Regions from separate parts of the Homo sapiens genome. Here region 2 is linked to region 1. A link is a contact called in ENCODE Hi-C or POLR2A ChIA-PET data. All regions are on one chromosome and are shown on one strand. Each heading gives the region's core, a stretch centred on a gene start or an enhancer-like site at or near the end of the contact. The rest is flanking DNA. Distances are from core to core; before and after follow the strand shown. Region 1 overlaps STOM (stomatin). Region 2 overlaps C5-OT1 (C5 3' UTR overlapping transcript 1).

What was found. A loop is a pair of places that touch in the nucleus more often than their neighbours do. ChIA-PET counts read pairs that join two places held with the same protein, here RNA polymerase II (POLR2A). Pooled maps may share reads with other maps.
Region 2: a loop to region 1 is called in a pooled map, with 4 times the contacts of the local background. The contact joins two enhancer-like sites. A Hi-C loop is called at or near these places in 3 of 37 single-sample maps with no recorded cell type and 8 of 50 pooled maps. POLR2A ChIA-PET finds 5 or more read pairs at or near these places in 2 of 52 experiments (BJ and GM12878).

Annotation. Positions count from the first base shown.
Region 1 is chr9:121,352,367-121,357,840 of GRCh38, reverse strand. It overlaps STOM (stomatin), which reads left to right. Exons shown (of 7, transcript NM_004099.6): 2 at 1,685-1,788; 3 at 3,168-3,240; 4 at 4,539-4,621. Among named protein-coding and RNA genes, the nearest start is that of STOM, 15 kb to the left of the region's middle. RefSeq lists an enhancer at 3,619-3,838. Within about 2 kb of position 3,381, at least 11 of the 41 ENCODE cell types and tissues checked have a DNase peak (open chromatin) inside an H3K27ac peak, as active enhancers do.
Region 2 is chr9:120,941,097-120,946,570 of GRCh38, reverse strand. C5-OT1 (C5 3' UTR overlapping transcript 1) reads left to right here. Exons shown (of 2, transcript NR_148450.1): 2 at 3,062-4,319. Among named protein-coding and RNA genes, the nearest start is that of C5-OT1, 9.0 kb to the left of the region's middle. RefSeq lists an enhancer at 1,676-1,725. Within about 2 kb of position 1,995, at least 3 of the 41 ENCODE cell types and tissues checked have a DNase peak (open chromatin) inside an H3K27ac peak, as active enhancers do.

The DNA of each region.
Region 1 (5,474 bases), core at 2,132-4,631:
ATAACCACGAAGGCCAAAAAAGAAGGTGAAAGAGAATAGCTACAGGGAAGAAAAATAGGTTACACATTTTATTTATTTATTTATTTTTAAAAATATGATTTAAGGCCGGGCGCAGTGGCTTATGCCTGTAATCCCAGCACTTTGGAAGGCCATGGTGGGCAGATCACTTGACGTCAGGAGTTCGAGGCCAGCCTGGCCAACATGGTGAAACCCCATCTGTACTAAATACAAAAAGTAGCCGGGTGTGGTGGCAGGTGGCTGTAATCCCAGCTACTCAGGAGATTGAGACGGGAGAATCGCATGATCCCAGGAGGTGGAGGTTGCAGTGAGGTGAGACTGTGCTGCTGCACTCCAGCCTGGGCAACAGAGCAAGACTCTGTCTCAAAAAATAAATAAATAAATATATATATATATATCATTTAAAAATATGGTGTGTACACTAGGAAAATTTTCAAAGAATATACCAAAATACCTCTGAATTTAAAGTAATTTTTCCCTCCTTTGTTATACTTCTGTGAATTTTTTGCATTATTACCTTTGTAATCAGACGGAAAAGCTGTTGCATATTACAGGAACAGGAAACAATTAGAAATGTGAGAGGAAAGCCGTGTACAAAGATGTTCACTACAACACTGTTTATAGCACTAAGAAATCAAACAACCTGTGTAATCAGGAAGTGGGCAATAAATGATGCTGCATAAACCTAGTGAAATATTTTACAGGTGTAATTTTTAAAAAGAGGCTCTAAACAACTTTATACTCATATCATATGGTTTTCACCTTTATTCGTACTGTACTCCTAGCTAAAATGCTCTAATGCCTTTTCCCTCTTTCCTTTTTCTTTTCTTTTCTTTTCTTTTGACAGATTCTTCCTCTGTTGCCCAGGCTGGAGTGCAGTGGTACAATCTTGGCTCACTGCAACCTCCACCTCCTGGGTTCATGCAATTCTCCTGCCTCAGCCTTCCCAGTAGCTGGGATTACAGGCACTCACCACAACGCCTAGCTAATTTTTGTATTTTTAGTAGAGACGGGGTTTTATCATGTTGATCAGGCTGGTCTTGAACTCTTGACCTCAAGTGATCCACCTGTCTCGGCCTCCCAAAGTGCTGGGATTACAGGCGTGAGCCACGACGCCCAGCCTCCACTTTCTTTTCGTCGATATTTTCTTACTATTACATCCTTCAGGAAACCCTCTGACAGCCACCTGAATCACCTCCCCGCCCCATTCCTTTCTCACCTCCATCCTAACTGCGTGAGTTAACTCATTCTGTGTCTTCAAAATATTCTGAACAGATACTCTATATCTGTACTTACCACCTAATATTATAATTATGTGTTTGTCTGACTTTCCCACTAAACTTTAACCCTGAAAGCTGGGATTGGGTCTTACTCATTGTTATCATTTCAGTACAAAGCAGAGGGCCTAATAAATAGTAGATGCTTAATAAATGTTTGCTGAATAAAGTAATGAGTAATGTGGAAATATACTTGTGTTATGACATCACATAGATAAGGGAAAGTAGTACTTACACTTCAGGGCTGTATGAGGATTAGATGGGGAAATTCATGTAAAACAGCTGGTGTAGTGCCAAGCACATAGGTATTCAGCGAATGGTAAGGATGAAGATGGTGGTGATTATGCTAGTAACAGTTGTGAGAGTTGTATATTTTTTGTTTTCAACAGACAGCCCCAGTAAGGGCCTTGGACCTTGCGGATGGATTTTGGTGGCGTTCTCATTCTTATTCACCGTTATAACTTTCCCAATCTCAATATGGATGTGCATAAAGGTAAAGAACATTTCATTCACTTCTGGGAAGGGGTCAACTCCTACCTCCATAAACCTACTTCGTGTGTGCCTGTGTGTATGTGAGAAAGAAACAGACTGTCTCTCTCTCTTATAATTCTTATTTCTTCATCTTTCTTTGGAAAATTTATTCTTCTACCCACCTATTAAAATGGAACCTTAAAACTTCTTTTCAGCCATTGCCCTTCCCCGTGGGCTAAAGTAAGTTTCACCATCAAAAATTTCCTGGGGCCAGGGATGTGAGATGGTTCTGAGAGAACAAGTTCTTCAGAGTTAGGATGATAGGGTTTGACTGCTGGCTTTACTGTTTATTGTGTGACCTTTGCTGTTTCCTCACCTGTAAAATGGGAGAAAGTAACAGTACCTACTTCATAGGAGTGTTGCGAGGATTAAATGAATTATGTGTCTAAATGTACTTATCACAATGCCTGGCACGTCATAAATACCCTCAGTGCTCGTTATTTTTTCTACAAAGTTGTTAATACTTTGATATATGACTATTATTTACATATTTCTAAGAAGATAAAATATGCTCCAAGCATTTTCAGATCAATTTATTCTTAAGGGAATCAGAAGAAAAACTGTGAAGACTTCAGCTTTTTGTGTTTCTGAATTAACAATGCATGAGTAATTTTTTTTTTTTTTTTTGAGCCAGAGCCTTGCTCTGTCGCCCAGGCTGGAGTGCAGTGGCGCGATCTCGGCTCACTGCAACCTCCGCCTCCCAGGTTCAAGCGATTCTTCTGCCTCAGCCTCCCGTGTAGCTGGGATTATTATTATTATTATTATTTTTTTTTTTTTTTTTTTGAGACGGAGTCACCTTGTGGCCCAGGCTGGAGTGCAGTGGTGCGATCTCGGTTCAAGTGATTCTCCTGTCTCATCCTCCCTTGTAGCTTGGATTATAGGCACCCACCACCATACCCGGATAATTTTTGTATTTTTAGTAGAAACAGGGTTTCACCATGTTGGCCAGGCTGGTCTTGAACTCCTAACCTCCGTGATCTGCCCACCTCGGCCTTCCAAAATGCTGAAATTACAGGCGTGAGCCACCGTGCCTGGCCTGCATGAGTAACTGAATAACAATGTTAACAGCTGAGGAGTGAGGTTATGGATTTGTTTCTGTATACTATTCTGTCCTTCCTAAATTTATACAGTGAATATCTATTGCTTTTGTAATCAGTAAGAAAATAATAAATAAGCTTTGAGAAGGTAAACATTGGACATGTGATTTATAGATATGATCTGGTTCTAAAGAAAAAAGATGAGGCATCTAATCTGTTTAGAGCAGAAATATATATTTAAGAAGCCATGCATGTATATATTTGTACTCTTCATGTTAAATTATTATTCATGTTTTTATTCTAGATTATAAAAGAGTATGAAAGAGCCATCATCTTTAGATTGGGTCGCATTTTACAAGGAGGAGCCAAAGGACCTGGTCAGTACTGGGATTCTAGATTGTTTATCTGAAAACTAAAGTTCTTTTTATTTTTTTTATTTTTAGGTAGTTGTTTTTTTAAAGACAGGGTTTCATTCCGTCGCCCAGGCTGGAGTACAGTGGCATGCTCATGTCTCACTGCAGCCTTGAACTCCTGACCTCAAGCAATCATCCCACCCCAGCTTCCCAAAGCACTAGGATTACAGACGTGAGCCACCGTGCCCAGTCTAAAATTTTTTTATTGACGTGATTTCCCTTATGAGGGCCTCTTCTACTCTGTCTTAGATAAGAGTTCATGTAGCAGGAGTTGTATAACAATAGCAGTGGTTCTAGCCAATCTTTTGTTACCCTTTCCTTCCTACCCTTCCCCTCCCCTTCCCATTTGAGCTGATAAGATTACCACCTAGGCCAAGAACAGTACAGCTATACAAGTTTGAGCATGAGAATCTCTACCAAAGAAAGACTTTCAGTCATTCATTTGGCAAACTTCAATTAAGCTCCTACTGTGTTCCAGGTTCTGGGAATTCAAGGGAGACTAAAACACAGTCCCTACCCTCAAGGATCTTCCTATCTAGTGGTAGGAACCAACAAGGAAACAGATAGCTACAATCCTATGTGATAAGTATTATGATCAAGTACTCACAGAGAGCTGTGAGAAAAGAGAAAACCAGAGAAGTGTTACTGATCTGAACTAGTCGTAGGCTGAGTCAAGGCTTTCTGGAAGTTACATCTTGACTGAGTCTTGAGGTCTGAAAAGGTGTTAACCAACAGGAGGTGTTTGCGGCGGAAATAGCAACATACACAAAGCAACAAAGAGGAGAGTATTGCAGATTCAAGAAACTGCAAGTAGATCAGTCCAGCAAGAGTGCAGGGTGTGAAGAGAGAGGAAGTGGCTGAAGAGGGGAACAAAGGCGGGTTATGCAGGACCATGCGTGGGGGAGGGTTTGTATTTTAGGGGGGATTGCTCGGCTTGCAGCTTAGGAAATAGATTATAGGAGAGAAACTACAAAAAATAGAAAGATGGCCTGGGAAACGATTGCATTGGTCCCAGTGGGGCGGTGGGGAGAAGAGTGATAGCAACAGTAGATTAAGGAAATGAACTCCACAGACCTTAGTGGAGACAGTCAAATGTGGGAAGTAAGCAAGAGGAATCAAAGTTATCATTCCTGGCTTCTGGCTCATTCACGAAGATGAACTGGTGACTTTTCAGTTCACTAGGTTGATTTTCTTAAAACTGAATGGAGAAGTGAACTGATTAGGTTGCTGGTGTCTGTATAATGTGTGTATCTTTGTTGCAGGTTTGTTTTTTATTCTGCCATGCACTGACAGCTTCATCAAAGTGGACATGAGAACTATTTCATTTGATATTCCTCCTCAGGAGGTAAGGTTTTCTTTGAATAACTGAGGTATCATATGTGAAAGTGCTTTACAATGAGGGACAGAATAGTTAGAGTGTAGGCTTTATTTATTTATTTATTTTAAATTTTTGTTTGTTTGTTTGTTTGTTTTAATTGGAATCTTGCTCTGTCACCCAGGCTGAAGTGCAGTAGTGTGATCTCAGCTCACTGCAACCTCCGCCGCCTGGGTTCAAGTGATTCTCGTGCCTCAGCCTCCCGAGTAGCTGAGACTATAGATGTGCGCCACCACGCCCGGCTAATTTTTTTGTATTTTTAGTAGACACGGGATTTTGCCATGTTGGCCAGGCTGGTCTCGAACTCCTGACCTCAGGTGATCCGTTCTGGCCTCCTAAAGTGCTGGGATTACAGGCATGAGCCACCGTTCCCTGCCAGAGCACAGGCTTTAGACCTTGACTGCCTTCAGCATTTCTAGCTCAGTGACCTTAAGCAAGTTCTTTAACTTTTCTGTGCCTCAGTTTCCTCATCCAGAAAATAGACATTTGTAATAGTAAGAACTACTGTATAAGGTGGTTCTGAGAAGTGAGATATATGTGCCAAGTGCTTAGAGCAATGGCTGACAAATAGTAAGTGCTATATAAGTTCTTACTGTTACTATTACAGTTGGCCCTTTGCATGCATGGGTTTTGCATACAGGGATTCAGCCAACCGCAGACTGAAAATATTAGGAAAAAACTCCACAAAGTTCCAAAAAGCAAAACTTGAATTTGCCATGCATCAAGCATGGCATTGAATCCACATGAATAAAGTGATGTGTAGGTATTGTATTGGATAATAGAAGTAATCTAGAGATGATTTAAAGTGTACAGGAAAATGTAC
Region 2 (5,474 bases), core at 746-3,245, 410 kb after region 1:
AAATGGAACTTTACTCTGGATTGGATGCTTTCAGGAAGCAGGGGCAATCCTATGACCCAGTATCTTATTTCTTTTCTAGCTGGGAGGAAAAGTAGCAGCACTTACTCACTTTAGCCAGGAAAAGGGTGTGTGTGGTCATTTTTGTGGTTTGGACAATGTTCTTGTTTTTATATCCTGCTCAAACATGATTATAGAGTAGTCGTTTTTAGTATGGATCCATTTTGTCTGATGTTGATGTTCTATGACATCAGACACAGAGAACACCCCAGCCTGGCTCTGGGCACCAGACTGGCTCCCAGGGACACCGAGGCCTCACGCCAGTTGTCCAGGGCCACTCTTCTCTTTCACAGACCCCTGTCCCAGAAACATGCACATACACACACCATGCTCACAGCCTCATACCTGACAGAGGCCCCCCGCCACCAAAATTCCACTCCTTCTCTGTTTCCATCATTATAGTCAGATATGTGTATGTTACATGCACAGTCATGAATTATACAAATCTAAAATGCCCACACCAGAAAGGACCTAGAGCTCATCTCATCCGATTCCTTCATTTTTTGCCTGTGAACATGGAGGTCCAGAGGAGCAGCTTGTCTAGGATTATGGTGCTGATAAATGGAAAGGCCAGGACAGAAGCCCAAGTGAGGCCTCTGAACACCGCATTCTTCCCACCACTGAGATGAGCAGGAGTTACAGAGACACCAGTTTTGGCTCCCTGTGAAGAAGCATTTTCTTATAGCCATAGCCATTCAAAAGTAGAGTCAGGTCCAAGTTCCTTATTGCTGGGGCCATCTGAGCAGAGTCTAGCTGCCACCTTCCAGGGATGTTTCTGGGCAATTCAAGGTAGGGGGCTTAATGTCCCTTCAGTGCTGAGAGACTTTTAATAGTCAAGAAAACATCTACTTGACTGCTTTAATAAAAAGGTGAAGTTTTCACATCTGAAAAACAGAAGTACTAATAATACCCAAGTCAGAGGATTTCTGCAAGGCTCAAATGAGATAATACAGATAATGCACATAAAATGATTAGCACAGTGCCTGGCACAATAAAAGTAACTTGTGGCTGGGTAATAATACCTCTCTGGCACACTAGAGGTGGTAAATTCAATAATTTTTTACCTGTGAACATCCTACTTAGATTCATAAAATATTGACATTTAAAGATCCTCTAGAGATCATCTCATCAATGCCTCCCCATTTCACAGACCAGGAAGCAGGCCCAGGGAGGAGCCAGGACTCACCAAGAGGGTTCCACAACAGAGCTGGGGCTAGAACCCGCAGCACCAGGCTCCTCTGCCTTCCTATATGCAGCCTGGTGTCTCCTCAGGGCCTAATAGAAACATTGCCTGCAGGGGCAAGCAGAGACCCGAGCCTGGTGGTGAGGGCCAGGGCTAACATGTCTAACAGATGAGTTGGGAGCAATCAGAGGGTTTTGGTGTTGTTGTTGTTAGGCTGGAGGGGTGTGTGTGTGTGTGTGTGTGTGTGTGTTGGTGTTGGAAGGGTGGTCGGTGGGAGGGGGGTTGAAACTGAATGAGACAAGAGAAATTGGAGTTAAGGAAAGGATTGTTTGGCTTAATAATATATTTTCCAAATAAAGAACCTTTAGGAAATTAGAGCCAGGACTAGACTGTAATTCTCTGAGGGCAAAGGAAGAGGAAGGGAAAGGAGATATGCTTAGAGTTGGAGGAGAAGGCAGAAAGGTTTCCTGAGTCTGTTAGGGCCTTGGGGCAAGGCTGGTCGTCATTCATCCTCTTCTTGCCTCCTCCTTTCACCTCTAAAGGCGAAAGGCCAAACTGTGGTCTGTTCATTAAATAAATGCTGGGTGTCGAAATTAAAATGGCTCACTGATTTGGCTATGTTGTGTGTGTGTGACTGACAGACAGAGAGAGAAAGGAGGAGTTAGTATGGGGAAGTGATACAGTGAAGAAGTAAGACATTGAACCATGAAACAGAGGAGCTGCCCTGACTTGTGGCCTTGGGAGAGTTCCTGAACCTCATCAAGTCTCAATTTGCCCATCTAGAAAGCGGAAGTAACATTATCAGCCCTAATGGGTTATAATGATTAGGAAAAACACCTTAGTGCCAACTCAGGAGCCCACAATCTGTGGCAGTCAGCTGGAGTGTGATTTCCAGCTGTCTTAACTCTCTAGGCCTCAGTTCTATCTTTTAAAAATAATGAAAGAATTTCCCCCAACCCAATTTACAGATTTGTTGCAAGGATGAAATAAGATCCAACAAGTGAGAGAAATTTTAAAATGTAGAATCTTGCACAAATATAAACATAGCATTAAAAACAAAAAGCATCTTTGTGCTAAGATACCATAGACAGAGACTGCCTGGTGTGCTTTTTTAAAAATTGGGAAAAGACCACTATCTTAAAAAACAACCTCCTCCAGTGCCTCGAATTTTCCCATTTGCCTTCCTCTTTTGGTCCTCAGGACTGTCAGCCTTAGAACAATGCTATACAAAGTGTGGTCCCTGGCCGCCTGGGAGTTTGTCAGGAATGCAAATTCCCAGACCCCACCCCAGACCTACTGAAACAGAAAATCTTGGGAGCAGAGCTCGGAGATCTATATTTTAATAAGATATCCAGGCCTGGCGTGGTGGCTCACGCCTGTAATCCCAGCACTTTGGGAGGCCGAGGCAGGTGGATCACGAGGTCAGGAGATCGAGTCCATTCTTGCTAACTCGGTGAAACCACGTCTCTACTAAAAATACAAAAAAATAGCCGGGCGTGGTGGCGGGTGCCTATAGTCCCAGCTACTCGGGAGGCTGAGGCAGGAGAATGGCGTGAACCCGGGAGGTGAAGCTTGCAGTGAGCCGAGATTGCGCCTCTGCACTCCAGCCTGGGTGACAGAGTGAGACTCCATCTCAAAAAAAAAAAAAAAAAAAATCCAGGAATATTATAGGCATGTTAAAGTTTCAGAAGTGTTGTTTAAGAGCTTGTGAAAGTGCAGGTTCTCATTCTATAGGTCTGGGATGGGTCATCCTGTTAACTTTTGTACGGTTTTAATAATTTTTCTTTTTTTCTTCTAATTACCATAATTTTATAATTACAGGTTGAGCATCCCAAATCTGAAAATCCAAAATCTGAAATGCTTCAAAATTTGAAACTTTTTGAGTACCAACATGACACCACAAATGAAAAATTCCACACATAAGTACTTAACACAAACTTTGTTTCATGTAAAACATTGTTTAAAACATTGTATAAAATTACCTTTAGGGGATGTATATAAGGTATACATGAAACATAAATGAATTTTGTATTTAGACATGGTCCCATCCCCAAGATATCTTATTGTATGTATATGCAAATATTCCAAAATCTGAAAAAAATCTGAAATCTGAAACACTTCTGGTTCCAAGCATTTTGGATAAGGATTACTCAACTGGTACCTTAGTCTGATTAATTTATTCTCAGCTTCTATGTATTAGTTCTTAGGGATTCTTTTTTTTAACTTCACCTTTTTTGTAATGTTCCTAGCAAATGTTATTCATGTTATTTCACTTTTTAAAAATTATGCCATTGCTCTAGTGGCGGAGCAGGAAGCAAAGGAATACAGGGCCAGCATGCTGCTGAATGGGCCTGGCAGCAGCAGAACTACGTGAAGAGGCCTCTGTGTTCCTGGAGGTTTATGGACAGAGGTCCTTGTGTAACTTAATGTTCCAGATCCCGTGTCCTAAGCAGAGTAGCTGCAACCCAGAAACAGCCTCTGCAAAGGAGCCTTCAGTACCAGATCCAAGCCTCACTTTGTGTCCTCACTCCCACTTGCTCATTGGCCCCTGACCCAGCCTTCAGGATTTCAACAGCAAGCCGAAGAGCAGGTGCTCCTGTCAGCTTTTCTGCTCACTCTGGCTCCTGTGGCCAGACCCAAGTTCATACAGCAGATCTTTCCTGCCCTGCGTGGGCCTTTGAGACGCTGTGGAGGGTGGGCCTGCTTGGTTGATTACTACTGCTGCTGCTTCTAGTTCCATTGACCCACCAGGGACAGCAGCTCTGATTCGGCCTATGCCTGCCCTCCGCCACCTCCCTCCTTCCTTTCTCCCTTCCCCTCCCCCCTCTCCCACATACCAGAAATCACTGTCTTGGCACTTGGGATTTGAAAATTTGCCCAACAAATGAAAACTGATCTTATCTGTCTGCAAAGCAATTCGACAATGCATTTCAGGAGCCAAAATATGTTTATATTTCTTGATCCAGTAATCCTTCTCCTGTTGAATGATTTATATAAATTCCCAAAAGGAAAAAAAAATAGTTGGTACACAAAGATCTTCTGTGGAAGATTATTCATTTAATAAATATTTATTGAGTGCCTCCTGCATGCCAGGCACAGTTCTAGATGGTGTAATCAAGATAAACAAAGTCCCTGCTCTCCTGGAGATTATGTTATAATTGAGGAAAAAGACAATAAATACCCACTTAAAGAGGGAAAATAATATATTTACTAAATTCTCTGCAGAGGAATTTTTTTTTTTCTTTTTGAGGTAGAGTCTCACTCTGTTGCCCAGGCTGGAGTGCAGTGGTATGATCTTGACTTACTGCAATCTCCGCCTCCCAGGTTCAAGTAATTCTCCTGCCTCGGCCACCTGAGTAGCTGGGACTACAGGTGCGCACCACCATGCCCAGCTAATTTTTCTTCTTTTAGTAGAGACAGGGTTTCACCATGTTGCCCAGGCTGGTCTCAAACTCTCAACTCAAGTGATCTGCCTGCCTCGGCTTCCCAAAGTGATGGGATTACAGGTGTCAGCCATCGCGCCTGGCCTCTGCAGAGAATTTTTTAAAAGTTCTATGATATAGAATGACTCAGTGGCTGCTCTAGATTGCATGGTTAGGGAAGGTCTATCAAATATCACTAAATAAGGTGGCATTTAAGCTGAGATTTTCTTGACAAGAAGGAACAACCACATGAAGGTCCAGGCTGGTGCGTGTAAAGACCCAGGGGTCCAGGGAACAGCGAGAAGGCTGACGTGGCTGGATCGAAGAAAGCAAGTGATGGACAATGAGGTCAGAGAAGTGAGAGGGGCCAGATCACTGGGATTTTGTAAGAACTGGTGAGATGTTTGGATTCTATGCAGTTGAGAGTATTAAGCAAAAGGGCATGAGACCAGGTTGTAGATGAGAACAGAGTCAGGGGAGACCAGTGAGGAGCTGGTGCCATTGTCATGTGACAGGTAACAGTAGCTTCAACTAGAAAGGAAGAAATGGAGATGAAGAGACAGGGATGAATTCAGGATAGTTTTGGAAGTGGTGCTGAGAGGATTTGCTGAAGGAATCAGGGTGGGGTAATGAATGCAGAGGAGTCAAGGATTACTCACGGATTCCTGGCTTGCACTGCTGCAGATGCCATTTACACAGCTGGAGAAGACAGGAGAAGGTACACATTTAGGAAAACAAGGAAAGAAGATGTTATGGGTTGAACACTACGTCACTCAAAAAGATATGTTGAAATTCAAATCTACAGTACCTCA